Regions from separate parts of the Mus musculus genome. Here region 2 is linked to region 1. Evidence: chromatin loops called from intact Hi-C (ENCODE). Cell type or tissue: left cerebral cortex. All regions are shown on one strand. Links, peaks and the distances in the headings refer to the core of each region. The heading gives the core; the rest is flanking DNA.

Region 1 (8,000 bases), core at 1-8,000:
GAGTTGGAAATGAGTGAGAGTTAAACTGCCCAGCAAAACACGTAGAGGAAAGGCACATCAGACAGCGCTAAACAGGATGCTAGCAATAAGACAAGCAGTATGGTGTGTGCAGGATACACACAGTGTGCAGGAGCGGAGGCAAGGGGTCCTGCACACGAAACTGGAAAGATGTGCTCTAGTCTGTTGAGAAGAGCCTGGAATGGCATGGTAAGAAAGAGCTGAATCTATTTGCCGTGCTTATAGGATCCAGCAGATCTTTTGAGAAAGGCAGTGACCTGGTTGTGCAATTGATTCAGACTTTGTTTAGGCATCTCTGATAAACATGTTTATAACATCCCTGACATCAAAATGCCCAGACTGTGGTGAACTGAGAAAAGAAGTGATTTAAGTATGGGCAAATTTGAAAATAGGCATATTAAATTTGTGGAATGTACACTTGTAGCAAATTAGATCACCACACTCAGTTTTGGGAAAGGTATAGTCAGAAAAGCATTGTCAACATGGAAACTGTAATCGAAATTAATATCTTAAGATGAATGAGGAGCTAGGCAAAGGAAGCAGAGAAAGAAGAGCAGTCAAGGAGGGAGAAATAGTGACAGGAACCCAGAAGGGAAAGGAGTAGACGCCTAGTATTTCAAGCCAGTTGTATCCTGACTAGTTACAGTGGAATGGCTGGTGGTGCTGCGACCTGAGAGGGCCTGAAGGTAGTCCAGAGTCTGAACCTAACCGTAAAGACCATGGCGAGCTGTTAAGAGGAATATCTTTGCCTTTGCATCTTGAAGGGGGAAATAGTTTCAACAATATTAGCCAGAATTCAGTTACAGAAGAGTATGTCTACAAGTGGAGACTATTTCCTAAATAGAACTCAAGAAAGAGTCTTTCTGACAAGATCTGGGACAGTAGGATTAGAAAGAAAGAAATGGTAATTATGTTTGAAAAGCCCCAGTTGATTGCAAATTAGGCATAAAAGAGAAAAATTTGCAAGAACTAAGGAAGATACTGCAGTTCCTGTTTTGGATCTTTGAATAATTGCAGAATTTTTATCAATGTAAAGAAAAATAGGAGATGGAAAAATCTGTGTACATGCAAGTTATTTCTGTTAACCCAAGAAGAATGTTTCAGCCCACCTCAAGGACTTTCCCCATCTATTTAAAATTCATATACACCCAGGATTTTTAAATGTTTCTAAAGTACTGAAAAATTCAATCAGACACTAAAAAGCTGATATCTCTTAGTAATATGGTGATGAGGTTGGCTGCAGTGTTTCCTAGCCAGTTAGTATTGGGTCTCTGCAGTTTGCTAATGAGGAAGCTACCCTTCACACATAGAAGCGTGATAGTAATAATAAGCCGCCGCAGATGAGCATACTTGACATCAAAACACCAGTTTCTGCTCCTATTTCCACAGACATTTCCCTCTGAGAATGGTCCACATCTAGAGGCTTTAGAAAAGAGAATCATTTGTGAGTTCACAGATGAAGACACCCAAGTTCAGCACAGCCAGTGAGCAAGGTTCACTCTAGGAAAGAGCTCCATTGCAAGCAGCCATAGAAGGGCAGGCTGTGGCTCCTCCAGTGACTGGTTCCAGGAGGCTCATGAGCAGGGAAACCCCAGCACTCAGAGCTCTCAGCCGTTTCCCCCCTCTGAGCCTCTGTAGCAGCTGGATTCTGAAAGGCTTAGCTCTTCTGCAAGTTACAGTTAGGTAGAGTGTGCACATACTTCACATTCCCAGGGAGAAACGCAAAACTTAGTGGGCGTAGCATGAATGGGAGATGGACATAAAGAGATTAAAGTATTGGGATTAAATGAATAAAGTTAATAATTTATAATTAGCCTTCTAGGTTAAAGCATAGGTAGTTTTGAGTTGCACTCACTCTATAATCATACTGTAAAAATTACGTTGAAAATAGTCCTCCTATAAATAGGCAAATGTATTTCTTTTATTCCCATTTACACTAAAGAACAGCCCCCTTCTTCCCCTTTCTCTCTCTCTCCCTCTCCCCTTCTTCCTTTCACCCCGTCCTCCTCCTTCCATCCCTCGTTCTTCCTCCCTCTTGGTATAACTTAAATTCATTAGCAAGTAACATTCCTACAAATCTAAACTTAGGATTTCAAAACAAATGCAACTAACTTTAATCCTGAAATCAATATCTGTGATTAATATTCCAGTCATCTAATATGTCCATTAGATTGTTGCCTTCCTTTTTGAGACTTTGTAACCATGGTGTTAGTTACTTTGCTGGCAGGAGAAACCTTCTGGAGGGGACTTACTTTGGCTCACAGTTTGAACGGGACCAGTCTAGCACTGCGGGGAGCATGGCACCTGTGGTGGCCCAGTCCATGGTGCTCGGAGCTTGCTGTGTGTTCATTCACATCTTAGCATCTTAGTGCATCAGGATTAAGAATCAGAAACAACTGGACATGGCTATGGGTTTTATATGATCTCCAAAGTCGCAGCAACCGATCTCTGTCAGTCAGGCTGACTTTCTTACCTCAATGACCCCATGTCACCTCTGGGCACAAGATGTTAAAACACACAAACCTGTGGGAAGCATTTCTGATCCAAGCCATAAGTTTTGTTTTTATTTAAATGGGAATGTGTCTTACTTAGTAAGAGGCCATTAAGTGAAATGAGTAGGAATAGTTGAACATGCGAAAGGAAGTGTCAGTTTAGTAAAATAAAGCCATCTAAAGGAAAATATATACTGATTTACTAGAGTCTGTCAGAGGCGTGATTAGTGTGAGAAAGCCAGTAACTCCTCAGTGACACCTGTCATGGAACCAGTTGATGACTTCAGAGCCACATTCTTTTCCTTTTTTTTTTTTTAAATTAGGTATTTTCTTCATTTACATTTCAAATGCTATCCCGAATACCCTTCCCCCATACCCTCCCTTCCCCGACACCCCCCTTTGTTCCCCAACCCACCCACTCCTGCTTCCTGGCCCTGGTGTTCCCCTGTACTAGCTCCTCCATTGGGGGCCCTGTGTTGCATCCAATAGCTGACTGTGAGCATCCACTTCTGTATTTGCCAGGCACTGGCATAGCCTCAGAAGAGACAGCTATATCAGGTCCTGTCAGCAAAATCTTGCTGGCATATGCAATAGTGTCTGGGTTTGGTGGCTGATTATGGGATCAGAGCCACATTCTTAAATCAAAACAACTAATTAATTGTTACCAGAGGAAAGGCAATAGGGCTGTCCATCAATCTTAAGTATAGTTTTAGTAGAAAAAATACAGTAATGCATTAATAATCTCATGTGGCTTAATTCAGCAGTTTCATGGTATACTAAGAATCTTAATTATAAGTGGTATCAACCTATTGGATGTCTACATTTTATATATGTATATTCATTCTTTCTTTCAAAAAAAGACAAAGGCATTAGCGGCTGTAGCCTTATTGAAACGGGCAGCAGCCTTTCCTTAGACCAGTTTATGTGTTCTTCTCATTTAGGTACAGTGGTCCAAATGACTGAGTAAATAGTCGGAATAAAATAAAGGAAAAACAAGCATTCTTGTGTGCTTAAAAAATAGATTAATCCTGTCGGCTACTTTGTAAGAGTATTTTTGCAGGTTGTAATGAAGATTATCACATGACTTAAAATAATTTATAGAATATTAAATTGAAGGCCATTTCTTCTTTCTAAGAGAGATTGTTGTATTTTTTCTTCTTCCTGCTCTTTACTGCAGAAAAATTCCACAATGGAAACTGAACCTTACTTACCACTCTAGGAACTGGACATATCTTTTATTGAAAAGCATGAGGCCGGGTGGCGATGGTGCACGCCTTTAATCCCAGCACTTGGGAGGCTGGATCTCTGAGTTCGAGGCCAGCCTGGTCTACAGAGTTCCAGGACGGCCAGGGCTACACAGAGAAACCCTGTCTCAAGAAAAAGAAAAAAAGAAAGAAAAGAAAAGCATGACATAATCTTGGATACACTTATAAATATCTGTTTAATTTGAATATAAACCAATATAGACTTGTTCGTTTTGCTGTGCATTATATTTTGCTACATTTTTATCTTGATACATTTATTATCTTATAGTCACTAAATCTTTAGCTTCCTTAACAGAAACTGTTAAAACTGATAATGTATTGACGTTGGGTAGTAAAAGTAAGGCTTTGCCAGACTGCAGTTGTAAGTATGTGGGGACAGCAAGTGTACTGCGAGAGTGACTTAGTTTCAGGCTGAGCGCTCACCCGGAATCTGATTGAGTTGATCAGACAGAGCTCTGCTGTGCTAGAGGACAGTGCCACAGCATCTCCAGCCGCTGGCAGGACTAGGTCAGCAGTGGGAATGCTGCTTTGCCATCTAGTGGCCGTGAGACAGTGTCTCCATGTTAGCATCTGTGTTGCAAAGAGTCTGTCTTTAACCAGACTGCATGGTAGCAAACTGACCTAATGCTTTGGCATAGTAGTAATGAAAAGGAATTAAAAAGAGAGAGGGAGAGGGGAAGAAAAAGTAGGAAGAAAATCAGGTAGTAGGAAAATTCCCATTTCTTTACAGGGTTATTGGCTAGAAAAGGCTCCCCAGCTGGGTGGGAGCACAGAGTAAAGCAATATTGCCAATACTTTGAAAAAAAATCAAACATGAGAAAAACCTCTTGTTTTTCTCTTGAGACTGAAAAGAAATCAAAAAGAATGTTTTTTTTTCCAAAATGTACTTTTTAAATTCATATTCTGTCCCAATTGCAACCCCTCTCTCCTCTCCTCCAAGTCTTACCTTTGTAAATCCTTTCCCTGTTTGTCCCTCCCCTTCTCTGAGGAAAAGGGGAAGCCCCCCTTGGGAACCACCCCACCGCGGGGTACCTAGTTCCTGCAGGACGGAACACCTTTTCTCCCATTAAAGCCCAAGGAGATAGTCTAGCTCGGAGAAGGGGACCCAAAAGCAGGCATCAGAGTCAAAGACAGCCCCGCTCCAATTGTTAGGGGAATCCCTATGAAGACCAAGCTGTACATCTGCTGCAAATGTGGGTGGGGGCTTAGTTCCAGCCCCTGCATGTTCTTTGGTTGGTGGTTTAGTCTCTGTGAGCCCCCAAGGTCCCAGAGTACTCCGCAGGTTTTCTTGTGGTGTTCTCTACCCTCCCTTAATTCTCCCTTAATTCTCTCTGCAACTCTTCCACAAGACTCCCAAGCTCCTCCTAATGTTTGGCTGTGGATCTCAGCATGTTTCCATTCATTGCTGGATGAAGCCTCTCAGGAGACAGTTGTGCTAGGCTCCTGTTTGCATAGCAGAGGATCACTAATAGTGTCAGGGGTTGGCTCTCTCCCATGGGATGGGTCTCAAATTTGGATAGTCATTGGTTGGCTGTTCCCTTAATCTCTGGGATCAGCTGGTGACCTGGGATGGGGGAGTTACAGGGAGTCTATGGGAGTGACCCTAGCTGAGATTTCTACCAGTGGGGAATACAGAGACTGGTAGCCACCCCCTATAGCCAGGCAGGACTTCCAGTGGAAGGAGGGGGACATCAACCCACCCACAAAACCTTCAACCTAAAGTTTGTTCTGCCCACAAGATACACAGGTTTTTAAAAGAAAAAAGAAAGAAGAAGGAAGGAAAGAAGGAAGGAAGCAAGCAAGCAAGCTTAAAAACGAAAACATTTCAGAGCAGAAACTGAAAAAAATTTAAATAATTTTATTCATTTCTTAATTTTTTTATGTGCATTGGTGTTTTGCCTGCACATATGTTTGCATGAGGATGTCAAATCCTGGAACCGGAGTAATAGACAGGTACGACCTGCCATGCGGGCTCTGGGAATTGAACCAAGATCCTTTAGAAGAGCAGTTAGTGCTCTTAACTGCTGAGCCATCTCTGAGCCCCAGGAAATATTTTCTATCATGTCTGGGTTAGTGTCTTAGAGGTAAATGTTTACTGGATTCCTGTGAATAAGTCTGAGGTTTTGAGATGCCTTGATGCGTGTCATGTGCTCTGCTGTTCTTGAGTCTTCCTGAGTCAGCCACACCAGCGTCAGGACTGGCTGCTTGCTCCCTCCCACACTGAGACATGCACAGGCTTGTAAGGTCGTTTCTAGTCTGCATCGGGATGTCAGGCTTGCTATGCCCCTCCGTCCAGTGATCTGCCTCTCCTCCTTCCCTGATGGGTTTCAGAAACAAGTCTTTAGAAATATTGTAATTCTGGAGATGCCCCTTTCCCACTCTCCAGAAGTTGTACATGCTATCTTAAATTTTAATGAACCAGAAGTGTAGTTTCTGTATTGTTTCTCAGTTTTACTGAGTAAGGTACTAGAAATACTAATTATTAATTGGAAATACCTATGTGTAATTAATATTAAAATATAATATCTAATACATGAGAGACAAGAGAGAGTATGTGTGTGTGTTAAAAATTCAGATAGTAGAAATAGTATTTCCCAGAGTGAAAGTCACTAAAATTGTGTAATGGAAGGCAGAGAATACTGTTTAATTATCAAAACACAAACCATACAAATAAAACATAAGTGTTCTAGAAATGTAATTTTGAATGCTAAAGAAAAAAAAAAAAAAGCCCGAGCATTGCAAATGGAGCAAGCCCTTCTCTATTGCAAAGATAAAACACCTGAAATGCAGAGGTGCCGGGCAGCTGGCAGCTGACTTCTTGTGACTGCTGTCCTACAGACCTGGTGATAGTTTCTGGTCTCAGCCACAGAATGACTTTAAACTTCTCAGCTTGACTAACTAAGGAGGCTTTAAAACCTACAATTCAGAAAACTAAAAGCCCCGTAGCATTTTCTGGATGGACAGGGAGCAGAAGAGGAACTGTTGGGCATCTGCTTCGGCCTCGCAGTTGGGATAGAAGGACAATGTCTGCTGGAACTCCAGTTGTTTCCCGGGGAGCACTCAGCAGTTAGACTGCTGTCTGAGACCAGGGCACTTGTCCTGCCACTTCTTGATACTCCTGAAAGTCAAGGGATCAACATAGATGGGGTGGAGCTCTTAGTTTATGGTGGTGGTTGTTTCGTTTTGTTTTTTAATGCTGAATCTTATTCTGTGATTAGAAAACACTGGTCAAGAGGGCTGATGGCAGAACTGTTGTGCCTCGAGCCTTGGTCACCTTTTCTTTTTCAAGGGAGGGTCCGACAGGTTGCTCGTGCTTGCACTTGCCTCTCACCTCAGCTACCATAGAAATCCTCAGGCAAGTTCAACCTCCCTCTCTTCCAGTTTTCAAACTCCCAGCATCTAATGTAGGAGTTGAACTAGCTTAATTCATTAACGTACATGTTAAAACCTTTATTACTTAAAAAAATTGACACATAAATATGGGTTATATTTATTTTATAAGGTAATATAATTTATATTTATATTAGTATAATTTAGTGTTGTTTCATGCGTGCTTCTGGGAGTAAAGCCCACAGCCTCAGGCATGCTAAGCAAGCACTCTACCCCCGAGATCTATCAGGGCCAATTTCTTAACAAAATATTAATTTTTCTGCATGGATATTTCAAAGGACTATTGCTAAATCAATTGAATGCCACAAGAATATCAATATACCAGAAAGATAAGAACAAAATACAGCATTTTTAAGTTATTTTTGCAATGATTGCTGAATACAAGGTAAAGGGTATATTTCCCATACCCTCACCTAGAGCAGCTTTACATGAAAATATAAATCATGGAATGCAAAAAAGTGATGAATTTGTATTCTTTAAGGAAAAATTAAAAGTATTGCTTGAATCTTAGCTTCTTTTAAACGGTTAAAACTTTTAAAAAATTTTTTTATTAATTATTTTATTTACATTCCAGTTGTTGCCCCCTCCCCAAGGTCTTCCCTCCCACAGTTTCTCATGCCATTCCTCCTCCCCCTTGCCTCCTAGAGGGTGCCCCCCTAAGTAGACCTCCCCCTTCCCAGGGGCCTCAAGTCTCTAGCTAAGTGCACCTTCTCCCACTGAGACCAGACCAGGCAGACCTCTGCTATATGTGCCAGGGGCCTTGAACCAGCCCATGTATGCTGCCAGGTTGGTGGCTCAGTCTCTGGGAGTTCCCTGGGGTCTGGGTTATTTAAAA
Region 2 (11,188 bases), core at 1,805-9,804, 560 kb before region 1:
CACACACACTCCTTAGAACTGACTCACTAAGTATTCTTTATCTGATTCAAGGCAAAATGTGCTTCTGATCAAATATGCACTCACATGCTCCTTGGCAAACTACAAACCAAATTAGAGAAATCATAAATCTGGTAGTAAATGTTCTGGATGAGTGGTATACGCTATACCTTCCTCATCAGAAAAGCATACATATGTGCTGCAATATGTCAACAAACTGTGTCTGTGGCTTCGCTCGCTCCCAGCTTTAAAAATCATGGGAAGATCAATAAAATAGGCTATATTACTATATTTGGATTAATAACAAATCTAGCACATTACTTCTCAAATGGAAATCATTCAAACACTCTTTGAAAGACATTCAAAATGTTCTTGAAATGTACATTTTAATGACTATATCTGCATAAAAGTTAAAAATAAACGCATATGATATCCCGAGGTTGATAGCAACTTTAATATCACTAACCACTTATACAATATGCTTCTCTAAATAAAATAGGCAGTTACACAGCCCATAAATCGATCCTGCCACTTTGAATATGTACCTTGTTTTAAGAAAATCTCCACTCTTACTCTTTAAATCAACATAAGCAGAGTGATCAGCTCCTGCCCGCCCTCGCCATGCACAGAGCACTTTCATGGCACAGCCTGTCACTCCACATTACAGCGGTTTGTTATTCCTCAAACTCATGCTACTCCTGCCTATGTCTCCCTGTGTGCCTCTAATAATTTTTCTAAGTTCTTAGTAATTCCAGCATTAATATCCTAGAAGCCATACGTGTCGCAAACATAATTATTTTCAATTCATAGGAATCAAGTTCTAAAAACACCATTTTGTATTTTTGCAAAATTAACAAAAACTGAATTTTAAAAACTGACATTTATTCATTTACCCTTATTAATATATAAATCTTTGGGATCAAATAATGAAACAGACATTAATCAAAATTCTAAGTATAAGTGAAAATGTAAATTCTTTTAAGATTTTTGAAATAACCCATTGTCTTCATTTAAATATCAATAATTTATGCCCTCTCAAATAAATTTCATCAAGAGTGACAACAAATTTTTTTTAAGAAAATTGCCAGAAATTTTGTATAGTGAACATTTACTTCTAGGAGGATTATATGTGGCTTTGGACAAGGAACCAAGAAAGACAAAAGGATTTATATAAAAAGGTGCATAAGATATCTTCCTGGAATTTACAAAGAAGGAAACAGTCTAATAGCAGGGATGAGACATAAACATCACCAAACCAATATAATGCATGGTCTGAATAATTTCATAACTTGGCAGGATGTTAAACGCTTATCTAATCGAGTATCTGTAAGTGCTCATGAGAAACCCTGTGTTTCACACATAAAAACTTCTGATTTCTTAAAAGTTTACTTTTAAACTTATATAAAATGAGATTTTCCTTCTCTTGAATTTCTCCACTTGTAAAATGCCTCTCTCTCTGTCTCATACCCACCTTTCTTTGGTCGCCTTCATTTTATAATGAATGGAATGATACACTCTTACATATGCAAATGTTGCCTGTTATATGTCATATTTAACTTGTTGCAATTTCCCCTCCATAGGCCTCTGTGTGTGTGTGTGTGTGTGTGTGTGTGTGTGTGTGTGTGTGTGTGTGTGTGTGTGTGTGTATGGCGTCCTAGTTTTTCTTTCCCTTTGATTCGGGAACACATCAGTGTTTCATGGTTTCTCTCTCAGAGGCATTTGCGGAAGACTCCAGTGTTCTTACTTTCTGTATGGCTTCTTTAAAATGTCTAATCATCCAGCTAAACTAGGATTACTTGGGGTTATGCTGTGAAATAGTGGCTCAGCTTAGGTTGATTCCGCAAGCAGGTAATATTATAGTGAAATACAGATACAAGAAACTAAGAAAAAAATAAGAATGAAAGAAACAAGAAATTGCACACAACAGAGCTTCTTTTCCACGGCAGCTCTGAGGGCTGAGGAAAAGGACCCACACCCGAGGCGCTCCAGAAGGAACCAGCACTGTTGAATGTACCTGTGCTAATACAACATAAATCATTCTCAACATAGTCACCTGCAAGACTTTCCCAAAAAGTCCTGCCCAGGGATGGGAACTAGACAATTAAAATATGAATCAAAATAAATCAAGGATGGAAAACTCAGATTAAAATGGATCTTATTTATGAAACCAAATGTAAACTAGTCGCTACTAGTTGATAAAGTAACAAAACTATTATCTCAAACAAAAGCAGGTAATGGGCAGGAAAGACAAGCATGCAGAAGCATCTTTCAATGAAAACCGTGTTTGGTCTCAGCAGAGATGTAAGGTTTTAGTTTATTCTAAAACAAGATCTTGCTTGGTAGCCCAGGATAACAACCAGTCCGAGATCCTCCAGTTTTAGTCTCCGGCATAGTGAACTTGCAGGCATGTGCCTTCACCCCCAGCCAAACATGGGTTCTAAAGCCTCACCCTAACCTTAATATGTCACAACCCCTCTGAACTCAATTCTTTTTAACGTGTGTCTGTGCGTGTGTGCACATTTGTTGCTGCATGCATCCCATGGTATATGTGGAGACCACAGGACAATTTGTTTTCCTCCTACCAAGGGGGTTCTAATGAACAAGTTCATGTTGTTAGGCTTTGCAACTGTGCTACCTAGTGATACATAAATTTGACACAAGCTACAGTCATTTGGAAGCAGGAACCTCAACTGAGAAAATGTTCCCACTATACTGGTCTATGGGCAAGCCTGTGGTGATGTCTTGTGGGGCAATGGGCTATGCATACACAGCCTGGTCTCCAGTCCAGCTGAGGTCTTGAACCCGGTAGGACCCGGTGGTGGTAATTTCCACATGGGACAGAGGGTGTTCCCTCATGTCTCCTGGACCCTTGGCTCCTGTCAAAGTTACCACCCCACAGCCCCCACAAGAGAAGCATGTGGCTAACAGTCACACAGACAATGTCCCAAGCTTCTGGCTTTCTGGCTAGACTCCTCCTCACAGTTACCTAGCAACAGCAAGATAACACAGCCCATTGGCCCCTCCTCACTCTCTTACTCTCTAAGCTTTTACCTCTCTCTTTAAGCTTTCTTATTCTCTAGTCTTTCCTCTCTCTGCTCTCCTCTCTCTCTCTCTCTCTCTCTCTCTCTCTCTCCCCCCTTCACCTTTATTTACTCTTTAGCTCCTTTTCTCTCTTTCCCTTCCCCCTTCTCTCCTCTTGGCCATGGCCGGTCTCTCTCTCTTTATACCATTTCTCTTCCCCCCTGCCTTTCTATAATAAAGCTCTAAAACTATAGACTGTCTCTGTTCATCAAGGCCCGAACTAAAGACACTCACCTGCATGGGAACCACCCAATGCCCCCCTGGGTCCCCTATTCTGTTCTCAGCTCCTCTGCCATATCCAGCGTGGGATGCCAGAGTCTGAGAACCTGGTACTGGGAGCTGCCCCTTGTCCACTCCCCAACCCCCAGCAGCTTCACAAAGCCAGATGCCCACCCAGGGCACATGGAAAGCGTCCAGCAGTCCTCCTGCATCCACCTGCCCAGAGCACAGGAACTCTGGCTGGATGTGGGCTCTCTCCCTCACTCCTTTTCCCCTACACCCACAGCCCTGCAGTACCTTTCTTGATTGGTAACTGATGTGGAAGGGCCAAGCTCAGTGGAGCTGAACCATCCGTAGGTTGGGGGAGGGGGGGTCCTGGATGCTACAAAAGGGCAAGCTGAGCAAGCCATGAGGAGCAAGCCATGAGCAGCATCCCTCCACAGCCTCGGCTTCAGTTCTTGCCTCCAGATTCAGAATCTGCTTAAGTTCCTGCCCTGATTTTCCTCAGTGATGGAATGTTACCAGGAAACTTAAAAGAAATAAACCCTTTCCTTCTAAAATTGCCATTGGCCATGGCGCTCTATCACAGCACTGCAAACCCTAGCTAAGACAGCAGCTACACAGAACCATCTCACCAGCCTCTCTCTCTCTCCACAACTTTAAATGAAAGATCTGTCACAAATAGGGGAAGAGAAAGGACATTAGCAGAGATGAGTAGGAAATGAGAGGGCAAAGGGGAGGTGGGGAAGATGACTGAAAAACATTATATACATGTTTTTTTAAAAATCACAATAAACCCAGTATCATATAGCTTGTATATATATACTCACACACACACACACACACACATATATATATATATATGATAACAATATCTTTTACACACCGTACTTTTTTTCTACCAAGAAACATGTATTTGAAAATTCCAGATTTCTTTTAAATAACACTGGGTTTTTTGTTTTTGTTTTTTTAGTAACGTTGAATTCTATTTAAAACAATGGGCACAGTATAACAAGATGGATAGAAAGGAAAGACAGGTAGGAGGTAAAACTATGGTTTAACCATGAGGTGTCCCCCATAGGCTCATGCTGGAACACTTGCTCCCCAGATTGGGGTGCACCCTGAAGTTCTGTACCTAAGCCCCACTTCCTGCTACCCTGTGCTGCCTGAGGCAGAAGCAGTGTGACCTCAGCCTTAGCTTCCTGAGGCCCTGTCTTCCCCTCACAGCTACAACAGGAATCCCTCTTGAACTGTAAGGCAAAGCCAATCCTTTGTCCATTGATACCTTTCCTATCAGCTATGAAATGGCAGCAGCAGGAAAACAAGGTTCCACAGACTGAATTTCCACTTCCCAAATTTCAAGAGAAGAAAATTTGTATTTATTGTTATTCTGTGGTTTATATTCAAGGGTGGCATCCCAATTTCTTCTTTGAAATTTCCAGTGACTTTATACCATTATACAAAATAACAGCGTTTTATCCCATAGAGAAATTCAAAGTAGAATAAATAAAGACAAATGGGCAAAGTTCCAGGGTGCTGTATGCATCTCTGGGAATTCACCCGGCTTCCAGCCAGTGGGCAGGTGTTCTTTCTCTGTGTTCTCTGACCTCTCACGGAAGAGTGAACTGGAAGTCGGCTTTGCACTTCAGCATGGAACTAGAGTTCTGTGACTAAGAAGTCTGAGCTCTAAGGTAAACAAGCTCAGGGGTTTCCCCTTGGTGGTCCCCACAAACATCACAAACACCTGGGTGTGCTGAGTCACCTTCTTTTACACTCTGGGCAGAGGCTTCAGAGACCTGCACACAGCAGTGATGCACATAGCTGTTGAATGGTGAGTGGGACATCTGGCTGCTCTCACTCCTCATTCTCTGTGCAGCATCTCCCTGCTTCCTTTCCTTAGCTCCTACATACAGACATCCCCCAAAGTCTATTTCTCACTTCAATTACCAGTCTACACTTGTTCCCTGAATTATCTCAGCCATCCAGAAGCTCTAGCCCTGACTTCTCTTTGGCGCTCCAAACATAAACTATGAAGTATGTGCTAGACATCTAGAGACGATGCCCTCCAACATCTCAAATGTGACAGGCCAAAATAGAGTCATCTTCTGTCTCCTGGCTTGTCACTGACTTGACAACCTGACCTACAGGATTTCCTGTGGGGGCAATGACATCATTCTGCTTCCTAATCACATAGTCTACAAACCTGGCAGTTGCCTTCATCCCTTCCCTCTGCCTTGTGCTCACATACTTTCATATTTCCATAATGTCTACAATGCATACCCCATCCTTCCCACATACACTGATGCAATATGATACAAAATCAGAAAGCACAATGAGAAATTATCAGCTTCAACTCAAAGCCTTAGGAGCCGAGTTCCAGTTCTGCTCTGAATTTGCTGTATGGTATATTACATATTATATAACAATTTGAATATCAATCTTTAAATCATGTGATAATGCTAAATGTATGAGACAGATACAGTTGTACATATGTGATATATACATATGTACAATGATTAATGTTATTTATACCTTGTACATAAGTGTCTCACTATATACATAAATATTATAAATGTAAACACAAACAAAATGCATTATTAATATCAAAGAAGTTATCACAGCCCACCTTACCTAGGGATAGAAATACACAAAAGGCTTATTATTATTATTATTATTAACCAAGATGTCATCACGTCTGATCCTACCCAGTGATGGAAATGAACAATTTTCATTCTCTCAGTTCTATACTACCCTTTCATTCCCCCAAAGGCATTATTTGATAAAATCCCAGCATGGAAGGGAGAAAGAAAAGTTCCATGCATACCCGAGGAGCTACTGGTACCTGATGGCTGCTGAGGGGGAGAAAGTCCTCCCAGAATAAAAGCAACTCCTATCACAGTTTCCAGTCATTCTCATCTTTACCTTCCCTTTCTGACCATCTGAAGCCCCAGGGCGCCTCCTCTACCACACAAGTTCTGTGGCCTCTAAACCTACAGCTGTTTGCCTCTAAAGACACCCTCCATTTATGCTGTTGCGTCCCAACTAGAATCTCCAGTTTGAGAAACCTTCCTTTCAACATTCACTTAGAATGTACCTTCTCTGTAATGGTGCTGATGTTTGAATTGGACTGTATTTTACTTTTACCATTCTTTCTTGCAAAGGACCTTTGCCTTTCTTTCTCTGTAACTAAATTAAAAATATTTTGGCGTACAGAGGTTGTGCAGTGCCCACCTTTTCCTCTGCATTATATTTATTATCAGTCTTAAAGTTCCATATTTAATGAAGGTTTACAGAAGCGAACTGCATAAATAAGGTCCCTTTACGTCTCCCTTTTAAAAAGCAACATATTTACACTTGAATCGACACAGTGAAAATATATAATCAATGGATGATTGGTTGTAGACATCGTTTTTAATGACGGGGAAGGAGGAAAATGTGATGCTTTATTAAGCTCTAATACTGTTGGGTGCTCCCTCTGCTGGCTTGCAGCAGCAATTCAAGAACAGGGAACTCAAACAGCACAAAGAAAGACACCCAGGTTGAGCTTCCTTGTACCCTGCACTTTCTGGGAACAGCCAGGCTAGGAACTCACCGTGAACTCATGCGGAAATTACCCACTTATAGGAAAAGGATTGTCTTTAAAAACTGTTTATAAAGAAAGAAAACTGACCTCACTGTTCTAATGATAATTTTTGTTTATGTTTTTGCTTTTTAACTAAACCACCAACTTTATGTAAAAACTCTTCTTATTTTAGAGTGAATTTTTTGAGCTATAGAACAGAATAAGGTCCTTTTGCTTTCTAATTCATGTTTATGTTTTAAAAGTCTGATCAGGAACATAAGGGGTTAAACTCTTCTTGTGTTTCTAAACAGAGTTATTCTGAGTACCCTGAAGGCATTTAATTCCAAAACAGGAAGCCACAGAGAGGAACACTTGGTTACACTAATGTTATGCAGATCTTTTGGAACATATTTTCCTAAACACTTGCTGAAAGAGCCTTTTCTATACAGCATGCCATCACACGAAGTTGGAGAAGGGTCCCCCACTTAGCACAGCACTAACTCTCAGACTGTTCTTTGTTACTTCCTTATGTCCTCCATTTCAGTTGTTTAAAATGGTTCTCTGCTTGATCACAGAAAAAAAAATTAAATAAAACAAGCTAGGGGCCAGGGAGTGATTGTTCACACCTGCAGCTATTCTGTACACACACACACACACACACACACACACACAAACTATGATGTTAGTTATGATGACTTTTTAAAAGATAACATAATAAGATTAACCTAAGATCAGTACAGACACCACTGTTAAAGATCAATGTCCTATTTTAAAACAAACAGCTGTTTGATAAGTTTTTACCTCTATTCTAAAACCTCCCTTGCCTAGCAGGCTAAAGGAGATCTCACCCTTGTAGCTGAAACAACAAAACACCACAGGCCAGTGGGTTTCTGTAGCTAAGAAGTGGGCAGGAGGGAACATCCTCTGTTACTGACACGGTGCTGCTGCGGCTGTCTCCAACACTGTGTGAGTGAGTATACAGCTGCCTACAATTCCCCGGCCAACCGGGTGAGGTACACTTTAAGTCCCTGAGGTGTGCCGTGGAAAAAGACCCCACACTGTGGTGAACAAGCGTCACAGCCACCTGACTGCATACACCATTTCAAGGCCATTTTAAAGAACAGCTCCCTTTCTCAGCCTCCTGGCTTATGTTCGGTTGTGTTTTAGAGAAAGCCAATGATCACTGAGCCATTATCCTTCTGTGCTGGAAATTAAGGCTTTGTGCACACTATCCATGAAGATGAAGTGCAGCAATATTAAAAGCACCAGGCTAGTCAGAAAAAGCCAGATAGGAAAAACAACGTGTACATTTGGCTCCGTTTCCGTAACTGTTTACCCCACTCTTTGCTTGTGTGGCGAGGGGATGTGCAAGAGTACAGCAGCCCTTTTAACCCTTCTGCGTATGGGGAAAACTGGTTTTCTTTAAGCGCTTTTGAGTGAACAAGAACAAGGGTATAGGGTATAATGGGTGCTGCTGTCATTCCTATACTAAAATTCTTGACATTTACCTCTGTAGATGCCCAGAGCAGAGAGACTGGCTAATGAGTGGGTGCTTCTCCCTCAGGTGAGGTGCCATGGGACCACAGCAGCCAGGCACAGAGTAGATGGCAGACGCAGGTCAGAGTAGAGTACAGAAGGTTATTAATTTCCAGACTCGCTGTCATCCAGCCTTGAAACTGCTGAGCTTGTATCTTTTGAGCAAGACTGTCCAATCCTGAGATTTAAATGTGGACTTTCAGCTCACAAATATGTCCTCTAGTGTTCAGAGGGCATCCTCACCGAAATCTACAGTTACATACATGACTATAGAAAAAACGTACAGCTCAGAAGATCTAACAGCGATTCTTTGCTATACAATGAGTCATTTCACTTTAAGTTATTCGGTGCTTTATTAATGAGGCAACAAGGTTCTGGAGCTACAAGTTAGCAGGCTTAGACAATATCCAAAAAGACATCTTGAAGTGTGCAAGAAAATTATTCAAAACATGATTTATTTTAATTTACCATCATATAAACGATGAATGAGCATAAAAACTTAAGATGTGGTTTGTTATAAAATGGAAATATAGTATTAAAAAACAGCTACACCTTGCTCATTCCTTATGGTAATTCAGTTGTCCAAGTAGTCAGTAATTATTATAGAGCAAACTACCAGTGAAATTCTGTGGAAAATCCATTGAGGCTCCACCTCTGATGATGTCATCACATGCAAATGCATGGTGGTGTCAAACACTGACTTTATTGGGTATTTGTTATAGCAGCTAGTTCTTTCCAGACTGATGCAACATAAATCAACGCAAGACAAATCTGCAGTACCATGCTTGTTTCAAAACACCTACAAGACCAATAAACACCAGACATTCGGAAACAAATATATCTTTAACTGGATACAGTGTTATATTCAGATGTCTTCCTCAAAATAATAGGTATTCTCTATGATTATGCAGCATAATCTTACATCGCTTTACCAAGGAAGTGACTTCTATATCCCCTTCAGACGGCAGATCTCTAAAGGTTCAGATCCTTCCATTCCCCTGAAAGTTAACTGAATACATCAGGTGTCTGAGCTCGGAGCTGCCCCCTCTGTCTTCCCTTCAGTTAATCCCAAGGTTACAGCCAAAGGAAGACTGACTTGTTGACTGTCCCTTGTTAGCTGGAGAGTCATAGTAGGTGAAAACCAGGCTTACATAAACTGCTTGAATAGAATAAAGAAAAACAAACGACACATGCTGACTTATGTATCATACTTATAACTGTGTACATTGTGATAAAAATTGAAAAAAATTTTAAATTGATGATTAATTTTAAAAACAAAGAGAAAAACAGAATGAACTAATATCTACATAAAACTTGGATGAGTTTTACAGACCAAAGAAAATACAAGAGAATATTTAGCACGTGACATGTTCATATAGGAAGAATGCATCTAAGTGTTAGCAGTCCATCAGCAGCAAGTGACTGCTAGAAAATAAAGAGGACCCTGTGACTCTAAGACCCTGTGACTCTAAGGATGTTCTGAGTCTTTATACCCAGCTGAAGTTGCACCAATGTCAGCACTCTCTGAAGACTAAGGGAGCTATACGAGAGCTGTAGATCATCTCCGTGCTAGGCATGCAGACATACATATATACATTACAATTTAGCATAGACTTCTAACACATTAGTCTTTGTGAGGGACTTGAAGGCTAAGTGGGAAGAGGAAGGAGAAAGTCTGAGAAACGGGTCTATTAACAAGTCACAGATATGTACTAGACAGTGTCAAAACTCAGTGTGGAGGAGCTAGCCTGAGTGGTCCATGTCATTAGAATTAGGCTCAGTGCCATCCTTATCAAAGATGCTTGCTTCTTCATGTTAGATACTATGCTGCCATGCTTAAAACTTTACAAATTATTTTACACCTATCTAGAATATGGAAATAGTTCAAAAACATTCCTAGAGTTTAACTTCTCATAATTCCTATGTCCTAATAATAAGTTTTAAAATAATTCACTAACCATTATTATTATTAGGGTGGGGGTCACATGTCACAGTCCATGTGTGGAGGTCAACAGTCATTTCTCTCCATTTACCTTTCTGTAAAGATAGAACTCAGGTCAGCAGGCTTCTGTGCCTGCCTTTGACTGCTGAGCCATCACACCAGACCATTCTTATTACTCCATTTCCATCCTAGTCCATCATTGGAGGAAGCAGGGCAGTAAGTCAAACAGGGCAGGAACTGCTTACTGGCTTGCTCCTCCTGCTTTCTAACAGTGCCCAGGACCACCAGTGATGGCACCACCCACAATGGGCTGGGCCCACCACATCAATCACCAATTAAGAAAAGGTCCCATGGGCTTACCTACAGCCGGCTCTTATCAAGGCATTTTCTCAGTTGAGGCTCCCTCCTCTCAAATGACTTTAGCTTTCGTCAAGCTGACATAAAACGATGTAGCACATGGTTCAGGGTACAATGATGTTCTAGGATCACGAGTCATAACCCTACTGTGCATAAGGTCTTACAACTGTGAATGTGAGTGCAAAGTATAAATCATGCCAGCATCTTTTTTTATTATTAGATATTTTCTTTATATACATTTCCAATGCTATCCCAAAAGTCCCCTCCACCCTCCCCCTGCCCTGCTCCCCTACCCACCCACTCCTACTTCTTGGCCCTGGCATTCCCATGTACTGGGGCAGATAATGTGCTCCTAAAAATCATGTAATTAAAATACTACAGGAAAACAAAGCAACCATCAATTAATCCCGGGTTCTACAGCTCATGCTGCAGCTTTGGAAGGTGTAAGGTGAATGAAATGTCAATCAACTGAATACATCTTCCCTGAGGCTAAT

Evidence for each region. Peaks named below come from ENCODE experiments on the same cell type or tissue, not always from the same donor. Only the 100,000 strongest peaks of a DNase experiment are listed, where the experiment ranks them.
Region 2: it touches region 1 in a loop (1.8-fold over the local background); 2 of 42 quality-filtered maps call a loop at or near these places.

Annotation. Positions count from the first base shown.
Region 1 is chr13:91,644,195-91,652,194 of GRCm38, forward strand. The region is part of intron 5 of Ssbp2 (single-stranded DNA binding protein 2); the gene reads left to right. Among named protein-coding and RNA genes, the nearest start is that of Gm22778, 75 kb to the right of the region's middle. In left cerebral cortex, for the core only: a CTCF peak has its summit at 4,313 (motif pointing left); DNase peaks (open chromatin) are centred at 4,299 and 5,930.
Region 2 is chr13:91,086,558-91,097,745 of GRCm38, forward strand. All of the region lies in intron 3 of Atg10 (autophagy related 10), which reads right to left. Among named protein-coding and RNA genes, the nearest start is that of Atg10, 130 kb to the right of the region's middle. In left cerebral cortex, for the core only: a CTCF peak has its summit at 6,773 (motif pointing left); DNase peaks (open chromatin) are centred at 5,207, 6,789, 7,396 and 7,831; H3K27ac peaks cover 378 bases.